Regions from separate parts of the Mus musculus genome. Here region 2 is linked to region 1. Evidence: chromatin loops called from intact Hi-C (ENCODE). Cell type or tissue: left cerebral cortex. All regions are shown on one strand. Links, peaks and the distances in the headings refer to the core of each region. The heading gives the core; the rest is flanking DNA. Region 1 holds the start of Snai2 (snail family zinc finger 2). Region 2 overlaps Gm41424 (a long non-coding RNA gene).

Region 1 (8,129 bases), core at 5,458-7,957:
CAGCTAAACATTCCCAAGTACCAGCTTGTAGGAGCAGCCTCAGGCCACTGCTCCTCCCAAAATCTCACATGGCGCATTGGCTTTTCTCTCTCCAAAGGACATCAAACTCTCCCTCATCTCCACTAGCCTCTAGGGACCCAGAAGTCCCACCTATCCCTTCCACCTATCCATTGGCCCATGGCTTCTTTACTGACAGATCAAGAACCAGTTGGGGAACAGGACCTTGGCATTGGAACCTACAAGGATGTTCCATGCCATGGTGCATGTATGGAAATCAGAACAATTTGTACAAGTCACTTTTCTCCTTCCATTACATGAATTTCTGAGACTGAACTCAGCTTTGCTTTGATAGCAAGAACCTTTACACAGTGATCCATCTTTCTGATCCTGCTTCAAGAGCTTCATATGAACCTGTTGTGGATGGCTCTGGTGATGTGTTTATTTCGATGTTAGTTTTCCAGAAGGGGCTATCTGGAACAAGGAATGAGTCACATTCTCAGGTGACTTCTTGTGAATCTTCCTCCAAATAAATAAAGGAACCAATCACTGGGTAAGTAGGAGGGACTTCCAGGTTGAATGGAGAAAGAGAGGAAGCAGGAGAGAGTTAGGGGCTTTTTGGATTGGGATAGAGAGAGGACAAGATTTAGGTCCTAGTATCTCTGAGCTTATATGGCAAATCATGGCGGATTTGCTACCGGAGGATTCAGATTTAATATGGCTTACAAGATTACAGGATTCTAGTTGTTGCACCCAGCGATATCATTGTTTCTGAACTAAGTTTGTGTGGTGTTTTCCTTCATGTGGCAATTTGGCTGGGTTCAAGGGAGAAAGGTATGGAGGCAAAGCATGGGTTTGCCAGATGTGCACCATGGGGGTTTTGAAGCACAAAGCTCGCACCATAACAACCCACCAGTGGGAACTTAGTGAGTGAGTTGGGTAGACAGATTTTGGAGCACTGAGTCAGAGAGTCTCCACAAGATAAAAACTGGCTGGCAAGACCTCAGGGGCTGAGAGTAGCTCGGAGAAATGAAGGAAAATGCCACTTTCTTTTACTATTTCCTGCAACATGAACTATGTATGTCTTCAAGCCATTCAGTGTAAGAAAATACAAAGTGTAAAGAAACCAAAGGTTTAGTAACAAATTATCTTTAGCCATTGTTTTTTCAAGGTAAAATCTGAGTCTTTCTTTGTCTTGTTGATCCTTCATTTGTTTAACTCACATATATGATTTGGCATAGAATCCTCTAGTAAAGTGTATTGAAAGTATACAAATATAAATTTCTGAGAAGATGAAGATAGTACAAAAGACCATACTACTTCCTAGTAAATAAAAACAAATAAAAGTAAATTTTTACACAAAAAGTAGCATACATGCCCCACAGTAGCTATGGTTACCTGCATGAAACCTCTACAAGACCAAGCCACTTAAAATTTTAGTATGGAAGGCGTTTATGGAGAAATGATCTTTACTAGGGACAGCAAAAGTCACTTTTCTTTAGAAATAACCAGTTGGCTCCATATTCCCGAGTGGATGGCCACACAAATGGGTAGAAGTAATTGAACTCCATGGATTTAAAGAAAAAAAAACCATGAACAAATAAATGAAAACCAAAAAGGAAATGAGGTCAGGAAGGAGATGTGTTATGGATGAGTTGGAGAGAAGAAATGGAGGGTGAATAAGATGAAGATATATTTATGAAAATATCAAGGAATGAATAAAGTATACTCACTGTTTAATATCAGTGTAATTTGATAAAGACAATTTGTGACTTTATTTTTTCTTCTAAAAACAAGGACAATATTTTATAGGATTAACAATATTTTATAGGATTAACAATTTGAGAGATGGTCACTGAAATAATGCATATAAAAATGTGTGGTATCTTGGCAAGCTCACACTAACCATCTGGGACTGCAGAGAAGGATCAGTTGCTTACAGAACTTTTTATTCTTACAGAAGACCTAAGTTCTGCTCCAATATCCATGTTGGGTGACTCACAAATCTCTATAACTCCAGCTCTAGAGAACTTGTCACTCTCTTCTGACCTCCACCGACACCTGTACGTAAGAGCACATACTTTCATGCAGATACAAAAGTTTTTTAAAAAGTAAATCTTTACTCAAAAAGAGGCTATTCTTAGCATTATCCATGATCATATGATCCTATAGAACTGAGTGTTGTCCGGTTCTATATTACAGCACTGTATTGGAGCCGAGCTAAGCTGGAAAAGGCATAAGGGTTGAAAACAACTCTGTGTCTATTACTTCATCCACTTCTAGATTTGGGATGGATGTGTGCATAGTATCCAAAGCCAGCCAGAGGTTATATAGTGAGAAGCTGACTCAAAATTAAAAATAAAAATATTTCTAATGTCTGATCATGCCAAAACTATGTTCACTTATAAAGTAACTGTAACTTGTGGTGCAATGTCACATTGTAAGTTTTAAAGTTAAGAACATACCAATAAATTTAAAACAATTAAGTTTATTTAAAATTGAAGTGATTAAAAAATTAGGATGTTTAATGTACAGTCGTGTTAACCTATTTTCCACTAGGTGGCAGATGTTGTCAAGAAGTTAGAGAAAAGAAAAGAAAACTCTATCACTTCCAAAGCTGACCAGTAGGTGTCTCTTTGCAACCACGTATCTCTGAGCCCGTGTATAAAATACAGGCAGGTATAACATTTTCCAGTCTTTCTTGTTCATTGGATAGATAGCATCATTATTACTCTGCAGAAGTATAAACCAAGCACTAAAGAGGTGAACTCGAGGTGAAGGACTATTCACATTGTCTCTACCCAGCAGGAAAGGAAACTCAAATTCTACAAGAGGAAAAAGAGGTTAAATACAGATGAGTAGCAGAAAGCACCCTATTAAATTTTTTTCTCAGGTTAAAGAAGACTTCCTATTTAAAATATCTCGAATAGTGCTGACCAAATGTGCAGATATTTACTCAACGAGTAGCATTCCTGCTCACTTCTGAGAGACAGAGAAAGTTAGTAGATAAGGAAGGGTCTGTCTAGTGAATACATAAGAAATGATAAAAATCCCTAACCAGGGGATGGCATCCCGACATCATTTTCATTGGTACTGTTTTTATTCCAAATTCAATAGGTGCAAGCATGCGCACACACACACATGCACACACACCTGCCCAGCTTTAACGACGGGAAAACATGATCTCTTTTTCTGTCTTTCTCTCTTTTCGTGTGTGTGTGTGTGTGTGTGTGTGTGTGTGTGTAATTTTTTTCCATATTGCAACGACAGTCTTCAATATACAATTCGAAGTATATAAGCAGAATACTGCATGGCCATAGGATTCTGCTAAATTTGCCTTTTATGCTAGAGAATATTTATCTAGTTAAATGTAAAGTCAATTAGTATGTGTAGGAAATGTTACTTCTATAATTTTAAGGGATAGTTTACTTTTTCAGAGACTGAGTTGAATTAAAAATAAGGAGTGAAAATATGTCTAAATTCATATAGATATATAAACATGCACAAACCCACAAAGGAAATTATACCACTGTCAACGAAGCTCCAGTTAATATTATAAAAATTTGTTCCTATCCAGCATATTTTAAAATTAATAGTATTTTGTAGTAGTGTACAGATACTACTGACTAACCCAATGACTTTTCATCAATTCACGTTCTTCACAACAGGTATTAATGATCCTGCCATGTGCTGTGCCTCCAAAGAACTATGGTTCACTTTAGGGATGGGCCCAGCACTATATGGGATATCCTATTTTTTCATGGCCTAGGTATTTCACTTGGAAATAGATTGACTTCATTTTCTTAACATAACAGACAGCTTCCATCCACTATCTTTCTATATATGTGAAGACCTACATGTGTATAGTATAAATACCAACTATTCCAACCAAGACATTTCTCTGCTGAAAGAATATGACCATGTCTTCTCTGGAAAGAAAGGAAGGAAGGAAGAAAGGAAGAAAGAAAGAGAAAGAAAGAAAGAAAGAAAGAAAGAAAGAAAGAAAGGGAGGGGAAGAGGGAGTGGAGGGGGAGGGGAGGGAAGGGGAAGAGAGGAAAGGGGAGGGGAGGGGAGGGAAGGAAAGGGAAAAGAGAAGAGAAGAGAAGAGAAGAGAAGAGAAGAGAAGAGAAGAGAAGAGAAGAGAAGAAGCCAGCCCGCCTGGAGTCAGGAGGGAAAAATACCCCAAGAATTCAGGAAGCCTTGTGGGAAAGACTCAAATCATCCTAGTCAGCTACTCTAGAAAGTACAGGAAATGAGAGAATGAGAAAAATGAGATGGTATGAACTTTCCAGGGTCCCATGAGATTCAGGAGTCAGTTTTATGGGAAACAAGTCAAGATTACCTTCCAGTGGGTTTAAGCTTGAAGAAAAGTTATGAAGCCCACTAAAAAAGGCTATAGGAATTTGTGACCATTTATTTCCTTAGATTACATTTTAAACTCTAAGGTTTAGCCTTCCTTAATTTAACTTACCTGACATCTCTAGTTTGACTTGGCTGGGGTTCTCTTCCACAAGAAGTATCTCTCTTATAAGTTATTTCTATAACCTACCTAATTAAGGAACATCAGTTTCTCTCCAGCTTAGGACTAATTTCTTGGTTTGGCAAAGGCTACCCACCACTAACTTCAATCAATCAATCAATCAATCAATCAATCAATCAGTCAGTCTATCAGTCTATCTATCTATCTATCTATCATCTATCTATCTATCTATCTATCTATCTATCTATCTATCTATCCATCTATCCATCTATTGATTTATCTGTGTATGACTGTATGTGTGTGTCTGTCTGTCTCGCAGTCTCTCTTTATGTCTATTTCCCTCCTTTTCTATGAATACAGAATGAAGTATTTAAAATGTTGGTGTATCTAAGGACAAATCCCTGCCTTGCACAAACAAAATCTTGCAGTCTGTGACTAAAAGCAGCACCCCAATCTATTGAAGTCTGCAGGGAGAAACCGTTATAGCAGAGTCCTCCCACCTGGCCTTGGGTATGATAAGCTTCCATTCTTGCATTTTCATTACATCAGTTTAATATCAATTTTCCTCTGCTGTGCCCAAGCAGAGCTTCTGTTTAACATGATTTATGTCATCAGCCGGTGGACTTCCTCCTGCGGCCAGTGGGACACATCTCACATAGATAAGGCATGAATCAGATCAGTTGAGCTCAATACTGGCTAGCACAATCTGGAACACACAGGTTACTTGACTGCAGTCTGTAATTTAACACAACCCCTGGGTCCTTGGACACAAAGGGGCTGGTTTCCCTGTTTCAAATTCACTGGTTCTTTAAAAGCACAATGAATCGTTAATGATTTTTTAAATTGCAACAACTCACTTTAGCAGGTTATCTTCTGGCGTTCCCTGTTGTCATGTGTGGCTTTGTGCCCTCTTTCAATACTAGATAAAAAACAAACGGTGTGTTTTACTGGAAATTAGGTGGAAGGGGCAAGATTTCTTGCCCTATAGAGCAGGTGTCTAAATCTGAGCAAACCCACTAGAAATAGGTCAACTCAGACTCCAGCTCTGATCCATACTCATGGTAGCTTAGAAAGAAATCTAATACATTTTCTTGTTTTCTTGTCACCTGCAGATTCAGTTCCCTTAGTTTAAGGATTCATATAAATATCTTTCTGTATTTGACATTGAAATCAGTGACTATTGTAAAGAGAAAGAGGAATCATTGAAATTAACCCAGGAAGTCTGCGGGTTTCCCCCTCCCCCGCTCACACGCCCGTTTTCTCATCCCCAGATTAAGAAGTTATGCTGCTTGACAATGCACTTTTCTCTTGCAAGTCTCAACATCGCTGGTGGTATTCTGTTTCCGCTGTTTTCTTCCAGCACCTGTTACGAAAAAAAAGTTAGTTGTCTTGGGGTGGGGAGGTGGGGGAATTGGATTCTGCAATTTTGTTGGGAAGAGTCAGGGTAACATTGAAATAAACAGAGTTGCCTGTGGGCACAGTGAAAACTGCACTTTTAAAATGAATCACTTCGGAGTATTTTTACACCTACCCCTATGTGCAAATGCAAGTGAAGTGACCGGCTGGCTACTGGACTACCTAAACTGCCAGTCAAAGAACTTGGCAAAAGAATCCTTTACCCCATCTTTTAATGCAAACCAGGGATGTGGCGTGAGGAAGGGGGAGGCTTTTGAAGACTAAAGAAAACACCACTAAGTAACGGCAGACACTAAGAATTGTCAGTAGAGATTCATATTTTTTTTTCTTTCTCTAAAATACCATGCGCTACAAAGGGAGGAAGTCTTGTCACATGTCTTCATCAGAACTTTCCATACTTCTTCCAGAGTTTGCCTATTGTCGGAGTCTGCACCAGCCTTCCCTTTTATCTTTACACTCTTCCAGTTCCTGGGGTAGGCTGTAAGGCTTTACTTTCAAGTGTCTAACGCAGCGATCAGCAAGTTAACTTTCTGGCACGCCGCCCTAGACCTGCTGTGGCAGCTGCGGGGAGCCTTTACCTTCCTTTCCCAAAAGCCAGAGCCTACAGCTGCTTGTGTGCAATAACCCCCCTCCAGACGCAACTTCCAAATATAGACTCTCTGGCCACTAGGGGCTGCGCGGTCCCAGTCCGGAGGGCCGCCCTTCCTTCCCGCCCTCGCCTTGCCAGGCACTGCCCACATCTGGAAGCCAAGTCGCCGTAGGTCACCTAGCGGAAACACGTTTCCCCAGTGCTCAAGAACCGAGATTTCCTTTCTTGAAAACATTTAATGTATTTTGAGCCTCCACTGAAATGCCATGAGCAGCCCATTTTGAACCAGAAAAATTTAGTCTGACAACAGAGTCTTCCTCTATTCACAGCTGTTCCAGAAGGAGGAGCTGAAATCTGAACCTCTTGGCTGTGATTGGTTACTTCTAGAAAAAGCAACGGAGAAGGCGCCTCCCCGCCCAGAGGAGCTCAGTCGGGCAGGGAGCCGGGTGACTTCAGAGGCGCCTGCCTGTCCCCCGCCGCACCTGAGCCACCGCGATGCTATAGGACCGCCGCCTGGACCGTTATCCGCCCGCGCCCGCCCGCAGCCACCATGCCGCGCTCCTTCCTGGTCAAGAAACATTTCAACGCCTCCAAGAAGCCCAACTACAGCGAACTGGACACACACACAGGTAAAAATCGCCTCTGTAAATCTGTGCGCGAGTAAACCGCGGTTCTATTGCTTGACTCAGAGAACACACCGGGCCGCTTTCCTTTTAATGCTGTGCCAAAACTGTCCTTGCAGTCTCTTGATTACTTAGGTTAAGTTTTAATTCAAAACCTTTGAGATCTTTGCTGACAAGGAAAGCTTCCTTCCGGTCGGGCAGTATAGTTCTCTGAGCCTGTGTGTACGCAAAAGGAGTGCACGGACGTGATCGCACCCTTCCCCTCGCCTGAGCAGCAATCTCCTGAAGCCAAGCACTTGGGAAAGCAGCTGGATTCGTGCATGCCATTACCCGCCACAGGCACGGTACAGCTAGAACAGCCCACGCATAAAATGAAAAGCAACTTTATAAAAAGTTTTAATATAGTGTCTAGTTCTTCGTTCTAAATTGGGACAGCAAGGCTAGTCCAGAATGAAGGTTAGTCAGGGCAACTGTCAGCCTGCACGAGGACAGTAAGCCCAGGTGAAGGGAAGACTTTATGTGTGTCCTGTGAGTAAGGCTGTCTTCACTAGAGAGTCTCCTATGGAGTCTCCTGCATGTTGTTATGGTCTCTCTCAGACTGTGTACATATATTTTAAAAATATTTTGCCTTAATTTTTTCTTTCCTTCCTTTTCTTTCTTCCAGTTATTATTTCCCCATATCTCTATGAAAGTTACCCTATACCTGTCATACCAAAACCAGAGATCCTCACCTCGGGAGCATACAGCCCTATTACTGTATGGACATCGTCGGCAGCTCCACTCCACTCTCCTTTACCCAGTGGCCTTTCTCCTCTTACTGGATACTCCTCATCCTTGGGGCGTGTAAGTCCCCCGCCTTCCTCTGACACTTCATCCAAGGATCACAGTGGTTCAGAAAGTCCCATTAGTGACGAAGAGGAGAGACTGCAGCCCAAGCTTTCAGACCCCCATGCCATCGAAGCTGAGAAGTTTCAGTGCAATTTATGCAATAAGACCTATTCTACGTTCTCTGGGCTGGCCAAAC
Region 2 (8,129 bases), core at 3,237-5,736, 820 kb after region 1:
TGCCCACTGACCTTTTGGAAAAATAATCACCACTTTTTTGTCTAGTGAGAAGTTACAACATAGTACTTATAAAAGACAGGCCATCAAACATCCTTTGTGTCATGTCCAAATCTTCAAAGTTCCTAGTTAATGCTGTAGGCTTGATAGATTCCAGCTAACTGCCAATGAGAGATCTGGGCCTTTGTGGCTGGAATGCTGTGGCTCATTTGAAATGTGAGCTAGGGTCTGGAAGTAAAAGGAAGCATCCATCCACAAAGTGCCAGATGGCTTCTAGACTTCCTTCCATATCTCAGTTAAGGAAAGAAAAAGAAAAAAAAAATAATAATAAGATCCCAGCAAAAGTGAAACAGGTCTTTATATGGATGTCTTAGAGAACTTTAATGCTTTTCCCTAAAGTAGCCACCCATAAACATGTAAAGAGAAGGCTTGGCACCATTTGCTCAGATATATCTATTTCTGTCTCATTTCTTCAAAGAAGATCATACCACATACCAACACTGACTCCTGGGAAAAGAGTGAAATCCTCAGTTGTTTGTATAGTCATTACAATCTTTGAGCTACATCTTTTTTCATTACTTAGAAGGGCAATAAGATTAAATGATCAGAAAAAAAAGGGCATAGATGTCAAAGCTGAAATATGATCATGATGTGTGTTTCTACCACTCTCTTGCCAGAACAGTGTTATCCAGTTAGGCTAAGGTGATATCAGTCTGATTAAGTAGTTCCAAAAAGATATCTGAAATTTGAATATCTGCCTTTGGAGAAAATATATCAATAAAGTATATCACTGATCTAAAATAACTAATCTTAGCAACTAGTAATACAAAATGTTTCTTCTAAGAAGCCAATGAAGTTTAAAAATAATTGATATAAGAAGCAAAAAGAAAGGAGAAATATGTGCTCCAAGAAAGTAACTGAAGCTTATACTATATTGTAATTTAATTCCGTGGGTAGTCCAAGAAGGTGTCATTACCATTTCCCCCTTTAAGACTTACTGTAGTATTACCAATCAGATAACCATGGAAGAATTGAAAGCAGACATTCAGAGGGATATTTGTTTTGTATATGACCATGGTGGCATTGTTCACAATAACTAAAAGACAGAATAGCCCAAATAGTCAACAGCAGTGAGACAGCTAAACACCATGTGAAAATGTAACACATGGACATCAAAGCAAGACAGGAATGTGACTGCAGCTAAGTCACCTGGGCCAGGACATGCAGTCCAGGACATGCAGGCAGTTCAAGAGAAACATTTAGCAAACAAAAAACTCAATGGGAATTACTATGATATTTAATAAGAAGCTCAAGCAAGTTAAAATGAAATTATTATAAGAGAATGCTAAAAAACTATTTCAGGTAAGTAAGATATAAACAAAATATAAAGTATAAAATGGTAATAAAATGTTTTGACATATTTGGACAGCAGATGAAAGACACAAATGACTTCTCAGAAAAACATATGTGTGTATATGGATGGAAATACACATGTATCACAATCTCACCGATAACCCTATACCTTGTGGCCCACACACAAAAAAACTCAGCACACTACTTCTCAGTTCCTGAAGAACCAGCAGGTGCCAACCTCCACTGGATATTCATGCACACAGATTCAACCCAGGCTTTGTCTCATATCCCAGCTAGCCTATTTTCAGATGGAAAGTAGAAGGGGTTTGTATTAGTCAGGTTCTCTAAAGGAAGGCAATTGATAATATTTAAAAGCGTGTGTGTGGGCTGGTGAGATGGCTCAGTGGGTTAGAGCACCCAACTGCTCTTCCGAAGGTCCAGAGTTCAAATCCCAGCAACCACATGGTGGCTCACAACCATCCATAACGAGATCTGACTTCCTCTTCTGGAGTGTCTGAAGACAGCTACAATGTACTTACATATAATAAATAAATAAATCTTTAAAAAAAAAAGTGTGTGTGTGTCTGTCTGTGTGTCTGTGTGTGTGTGCGTGTGTGTGTGTATGTGTGATATTCAAAGGAGATTTATTAGAGTAGGTTAGAGGCTATAGTTCAACTAATCTACCAATGGAAAGGCCAAGAATCTAGTAGTTGCCCAGAAGGCTCAGAAGTACAAATACGGTGTTAGAGTCCCAGAGGATTCTTAGAGAGCTGCTGATCTTCAATCTACACTGGAATCCTGAAGAAATAGTTTCTAGTACCAGTGAAGAAACCCCTCAGCAAAAGAATAGATGAACTTGCCAGGAAGAATGATGGCAAGCAGGCAAAAAGCAAGTTTCTTTTTTCCATATCCTTTATGTAGGCTGATACCAGAATGTGAGGTCAAGATTTAGGGTGGGTCTTCCCACCTCAAATGATCTAATCAAGAGAACCCCTCACAGGCATGCCTGTGTGCTTGGATTTTAGTCAATTCCAAAATATAGTCAGGTTGACAATTGTCAGAGTTTGAATGAGAATGGTTACCACAGAGTTATACATTTAAATACCTGATCCCTAGTTGATAGAACTGTTAGGAACAGATTTTGTGGTATTGCTTTGTTGAAGGAGGTGTGTCATTGGGGATGGAATTTGATATTTCAAAAGCCCGTGCCATATCCAGTCATTCCCTCCCCAACCACCACCCCTTCCCTCTCATCCTGAGTGCCTACTTGTTGCCAAGTTCCTCGCCATAATGATCATGGACTCACCCTCAGGATTAGGTTTTAAGCAATGAATCCACTCAAGCATTCCAATTTCTCTAAAGCTTAAAATCCTTTCATCAACACTAAACAGAGGTACATCAGGCATTTGCGCAACAATCAATCAAATAAACTCAATGGGTCTACATTGATAAACTCAGCCTGATCCGACTTTGTGTTCCATTCACCATTATTTTATACCTTTATAATCTGTGGTCATATATATCCCCCAGGTTTCTGCTTAAATTAATTAGCAAACTCATTAAATTCTTTAGTGGTGTGGCACGCCTCCTCATAGGTCATATTTCACCTCTAGGTGATTCCTTAGCCCTGAGTCTAGTTATAGGTCTAGAAACAGAGATAGGTGGTTTCTTAGGGACAAGAGCAGCAGTCTGACATCTGCTGCTCTTCAGAAGAGAATGAATTAATTCTCTTAGGCAAAGGCAGAGAGGGAACACTGCATAGACTGGGAATAGAGGTACAAAGGTATCATACTACTGAGCATGGGCAGACTATTTCTTTGAACAATGTGACTCATTGGATTCAGAGGATTCAATGCCTTAAACCTGCTTAGGATCCTCCCACACATCATTATCCCAAGTTACAGGAATCCATTCTTTTTCAATAAGTGTATTTGGTTTAACTCCTCACATTCTATGAGGTTGGCAATTAAATTTGAATTATACCTCAGCAAACTAAATAGTGAGGTCTTGGGTTGGGTTCCTGTGATTTGAGCTCTATGGATTCAGGAGAAAAGATTCTCTGCACTGCACACTTAGAAACCTTTAGATTATTTATATGCATTGATAACTAATAAATTTTATTACTGTTTATTTTTTTCTTTTGTAACTCTGTCCAAATATGCTATAAGGAACCAGCCAACATCATTATTTTCCCTACTTTTTCACAAACACTTAAAACTTTCATACAAAGAATTCCTTACACACCATAAGAGGAAAATCAGGATAGGATCATCAGGTGCATGTATATAAATAAGTTCCTTAAATAGTTCATATCATGGATTTTCAATGCTGTCTATAGAATTGAAGGAGTCTTTAGTGACAGTCAGTTCCATCTCATGGAAGAACAAGTTACAGATACCGCTGATCCCACTAGAAAAACTTGTCCTTGCTATTCTGTTTCTATTAAACCTCTCTGTGGATCCGGGAAATGAAGGGCCTCATAGTCACTTCAGTGTTGTGGCTTTTTGAATTGCATCTATGAAAGAAAGGGGCATTTCACATGCTGAGCACCAATGGGTGTAAGCTGGCTATAGTTCCTGTCTTTCAAACAAGTCTTGGGAGTGGGCAGTCCTAACATTGACAGAAGCTTGACTAAGGCTTATGTGACAGCTGTTGGCTTTCTGTTTTTGAATTTCATATCTGTGTCCATCACCTGGGTGTGCATTTGAAATCATTCTAGAAGGTGCAATATAAGTTGATCAGCTGCAGAATTTGAGTAATTCTGCCTTACTGGAACTGTAAAGCTTAGAGTTTCAGCTGCAAAAGTGTCTGCTGGGCCTTAAAGAGCAGCATCATGCTGTGTGCTATCTCCACTCCTCAGTACCTGTGGGGAAGTACATCTTTCTCCCAAGCAACATCTGAGTCTTCCATCTACTGTAATCAACAGAACTGGAGTGCCTTCTACTGACTCACGGAGCAAACCACAGTTTAGTAATAAGAAGAAAGGAAGTGCTTTGCTCCCTTCAGAATGAGCTCTGTACAAGATGCCCATGAATCTGGAACGTTGAGGTTCTAAAGAAGTATCATAGGCTGGGGGACCTAAATCTGAACAGAAAAAAAGCTCATGAGTGCCAGCTGCTGTGAAAACATGAAAATCTGAGTTGGAGCTGCTCACACTGGAACATAAGGAGTCTGATAGGGAAAATTCAATGAGAAATTCAAGTGGCTGAGGTGTCTTCAAGTAAAGGATCTAATTATAAGCAAGGTTGCCCGGGGAACACAGTCTCCTTCTGCTACCTTCAGATCAAGATGTAGAACTCTCAGCTCCTTCAGCACTGTCTGCCCAGGTGCTGCTATGCTTCCTGCCACAATGATCAGACACCAAACCTCTGAAATTGTAAGCCAGCCCCAATTAGATGTTTTCCTTTATAAGAGTTGCCTTGGTCGGAGCTGAAGGAGTTTGCAACCCTATAGGAGGAACAACAATATAAACTAAGCAGTACCCCCCACCCCCCCAGAGCTCCCTGGGACTAAACCACCAATCAAAGAAAACACATTGTTGGAGGGGGGGGACACACTCATGTCTCTAGCTGCATATATAGCAGAGGATGGCCTAGTCAGTCATCAATGGAAAGAGAGGCCCTTGTGAAGGTTCTATGCCCCAGTATAGGGGAATGCCAGGGCCAAGAAGTGGGAGTGGGTAGGTTGGGGAGCAGGGCGAGGGGGGAGGGGCTGGGGATTTTCAGAGAGGAAAATAGGAAAGGAGATAACATTTGAAATGTAAATAAAAAAAAAAAGAGACCAGTCCGAGCAGGAGAGCATGCTGGTGGCAGAAGCGACATAGCTTCTGGGACAGGGTCCCTTTTGGGGCTTCATCTTCAGCCAGGAGGCATAGCTGAGCTCCAGACCTCTGCTCACTTGCCTGCAGAGAGTACTCTGACCACTGAGACTCATTTGAGATTTGGACTCCCAGGAGTGCTGACAGAGGCTAACAGAATCACAGGAGGAACAAGCTCCAGCCAGAGACAGATATATCAACTAACGCCAGAGATTACCAGATGGCAAAAGGCAAACGTAGCAATCTTGCTAACAGAAAACAAGACCACTCAGCATGATCAGTACCCAGCACTCCCACCACAGTGAGTCCTGGATACCCCAACACACCTGAAAAGAAAGATTTAAATCATATCTCATGATGCTGGTAGAGGATTTTAAGGAGGACATTAATAACTCACTTAAAGAAATACAGGAGAACACAGCTAAACAGGTATAAGGCCTTAAAGAGGAAGCAAAAAAATCCCTTAAAGAACTACAGGAAAACACTACTAAACAGGTAGAAGTCCTTAAAGAAGAAACACAAAAATCCCTTAAAGAATTACAGGAAAACACTACAAAACAGGTGATGGAATTGAACAAAACCATCCAAAATCTAAAAATGGAACTAGAAACAATGAAGAAAACCCAAAGGGAAACAACACTGGAGATAGAAACCCTAGGAAAGAAATAATGAACCATAAATGTGAGCATCAGCAACAGAATACAAGAGATGGAAGAGAGAATCTCAGATGCAGAAGATTCCATAGAGAACATGGACATAACAGCCAAAGAAAATGCAAAATGCAAAAAGATCCTAACTCAAAACATCCAGGAAATCCAGGACAAAATGAGAAGACCAAACCTAAGAAATCAAGCAGGGCTCCTAGACATGCCCAAACCTTTCTTGGACATGTGTGAATATGTTATCATTGTGCTAGGAATCGTGACCCAAATATTGAGGTCATGATAACATCCAGGCTGATAATTTGGCTATGGGACAAGAATTAGCAGTCTAAATGGTACACTCAATACTGACATTAATGTAAGGCACAATACTAGCCAACTAATACCCAAGCTATCAAGAAATGCTATGTGAGAATCCATGCAATTATTTAGAAGTAGTGTAGATCTTGTACTTTGTATTTTTATTTGTTTGTTTGGGGGTATTTTGTTAACTTAATACAGGAAGATTCATCTAGAAAAAAGGAATTGCTACTATCAGATTGGCTGATAGACAAATCTTTAGGGCTTTTTTTTTTAAGTGATTGATATGGGGGACCCAGATCACTATAAGTGGTGCTGCCCCTAGGAAGGTGGTTCTGATTTGTTTGTTTGTTTGTTTGTTTGTTTGTTTGTTTTCTTGTCATTTTCTTTCTAACATAACGTTTTTACTGATTGAGAATATTATACAATGCATTCTGATCACATTTGCATCCTATTCATCCTAGGTCCACCCTCTTACTTTTACACTCCACCTCCCAAATATGCCAAGTGCAAACTGGGTTGCCATATACCCACTAGAGTGGCCTTCTCCCTATAGATAACTAAGTCCTTTCCCATCCCCTTACCAGAAGTCCAAAACTGTGAAGAACTACATATGATTATCATAATCTTCCTGTCTAGACTGTTTCTTTTTTCTTTGGGGAAGGGGTGTTGTTACAGAAGCCTTTAATGTCGCTCCTCAACTTTGGGTTTTATAAGGAAAACAGACTGAACAAGCTGATAAGCAGCATTCCTGCATGTCCTCTGTTTCAGTTCCTACCTCCATGTTCCTGCCTTGAGACATGCCCTTGTGACCGCCCACGGCCACACAAACTGGGTACTCCTGAAAGGCAGGCTGGGGCTGAAAGAGACTAGTTGGTGAGAAAAGAAAGAGGCCAAGACAAATTTTTCTCTGATCAAGGCCCCCAAGTTTACTAAGAGACTGTGCTTATAAAGGGGGAAGGCCCATCCCCAGACAATCCATTCCTGATGCCTGGAGCCAGCCTGTAGGTGTCTCCAGAATGTTTCAAGGGTTTCTCAGCAAGTAGCAGAGTCTCAAAGAGCAGCTGTAGTTGACATAACAATAGAGCCATCTAAGTCAGAAGGCTACACCCCAGGTGATCTCCATATTCAGTGGCAGCAAAGTCTGAATCAGCCTGCTTCAAGGCTGAGGGAGGCTACATGCCCTGAATTAGAAATGGCTTGAACTTTGGTAAGGGCATCTGCTTACTGATTTCCAGGGAAAGTTTATGGACTGCCACATGGAAAATTATCAGGAATTCTGATTCCTGTTGAACTCTGTTATATATCTCTTTCTATATTTGTTGCCTTTATAATAGCCAACCCAGCACCTGCCAGTCCTCCTTTTCCCACTGGGTTATTCATAAAGTGGGTTCTCTATCTACAGACAAAATGTCAGTACAAATTGTCACAAGCCAAGTCTCATGAGTTATTACTATTCATTGGGCTCTTAACTCAGCCCACTGGCTACTTTTCATTTAGTCACATGGTATCTGTTTTCATTTGTATCACTACAGCTATCCACTCTTGTTTGGTGTGTACCAGCACCATCTTTGTACCAGGTATCTACAGGAATGAGTAGTATCCCTTCCAGTACTTCATCTGGTTTAGTTGTTGGTTCAATTGCTGGAGGATTCTCTGTGGCTTTAAAGCACACTGCTCCTGGGACAGCCTACATGGCCTTGGTGATAGGGTTTGCATATACCACGCTGGAAGAAAGCATGCCACATTTGTAGCATTTGATTCTGTGCTACACAACAAAGGGGTTTGGCCAGGAGGCCTTCAGTCCAGTTCTTCATTGGTTAAGCTGTTTTTTTACCATTGCAATGCTTTTTATACCTCTTAAACCTGCTGTTCTGGTGCTGTGCACTGAGCTTCTGCTACTTTCATTGTCTGAGACCAAACACTACTGGAACCATCTGCTCTTGTTGCAGATTGACTTCTAACAGACAAGGACACTGAGGTAGTGGGGCAAATAGCTA

What was found. A loop is a pair of places that touch in the nucleus more often than their neighbours do. Peaks named below come from ENCODE experiments on the same cell type or tissue, not always from the same donor. Only the 100,000 strongest peaks of a DNase experiment are listed, where the experiment ranks them.
Region 2: it touches region 1 in a loop (9-fold over the local background); 7 of 42 quality-filtered maps call a loop at or near these places.

What each region holds. Positions count from the first base shown.
Region 1 is chr16:14,698,942-14,707,070 of GRCm38, forward strand. It overlaps Snai2 (snail family zinc finger 2), which reads left to right and starts at 6,911. Exons shown (of 3, transcript NM_011415.3): 1 at 6,911-7,111; 2 at 7,770-8,129. The coding sequence starts at 7,033. In left cerebral cortex, for the core only: a CTCF peak has its summit at 6,576; DNase peaks (open chromatin) are centred at 6,331, 6,645, 6,849 and 7,340; H3K4me3 peaks cover 1,449 bases; H3K27ac peaks cover 237 bases.
Region 2 is chr16:15,516,790-15,524,918 of GRCm38, forward strand. The region is part of intron 1 of Gm41424 (a long non-coding RNA gene); the gene reads right to left. Among named protein-coding and RNA genes, the nearest start is that of Gm41424, 8.2 kb to the right of the region's middle. In left cerebral cortex, for the core only: a CTCF peak has its summit at 4,306; a DNase peak (open chromatin) is centred at 4,378.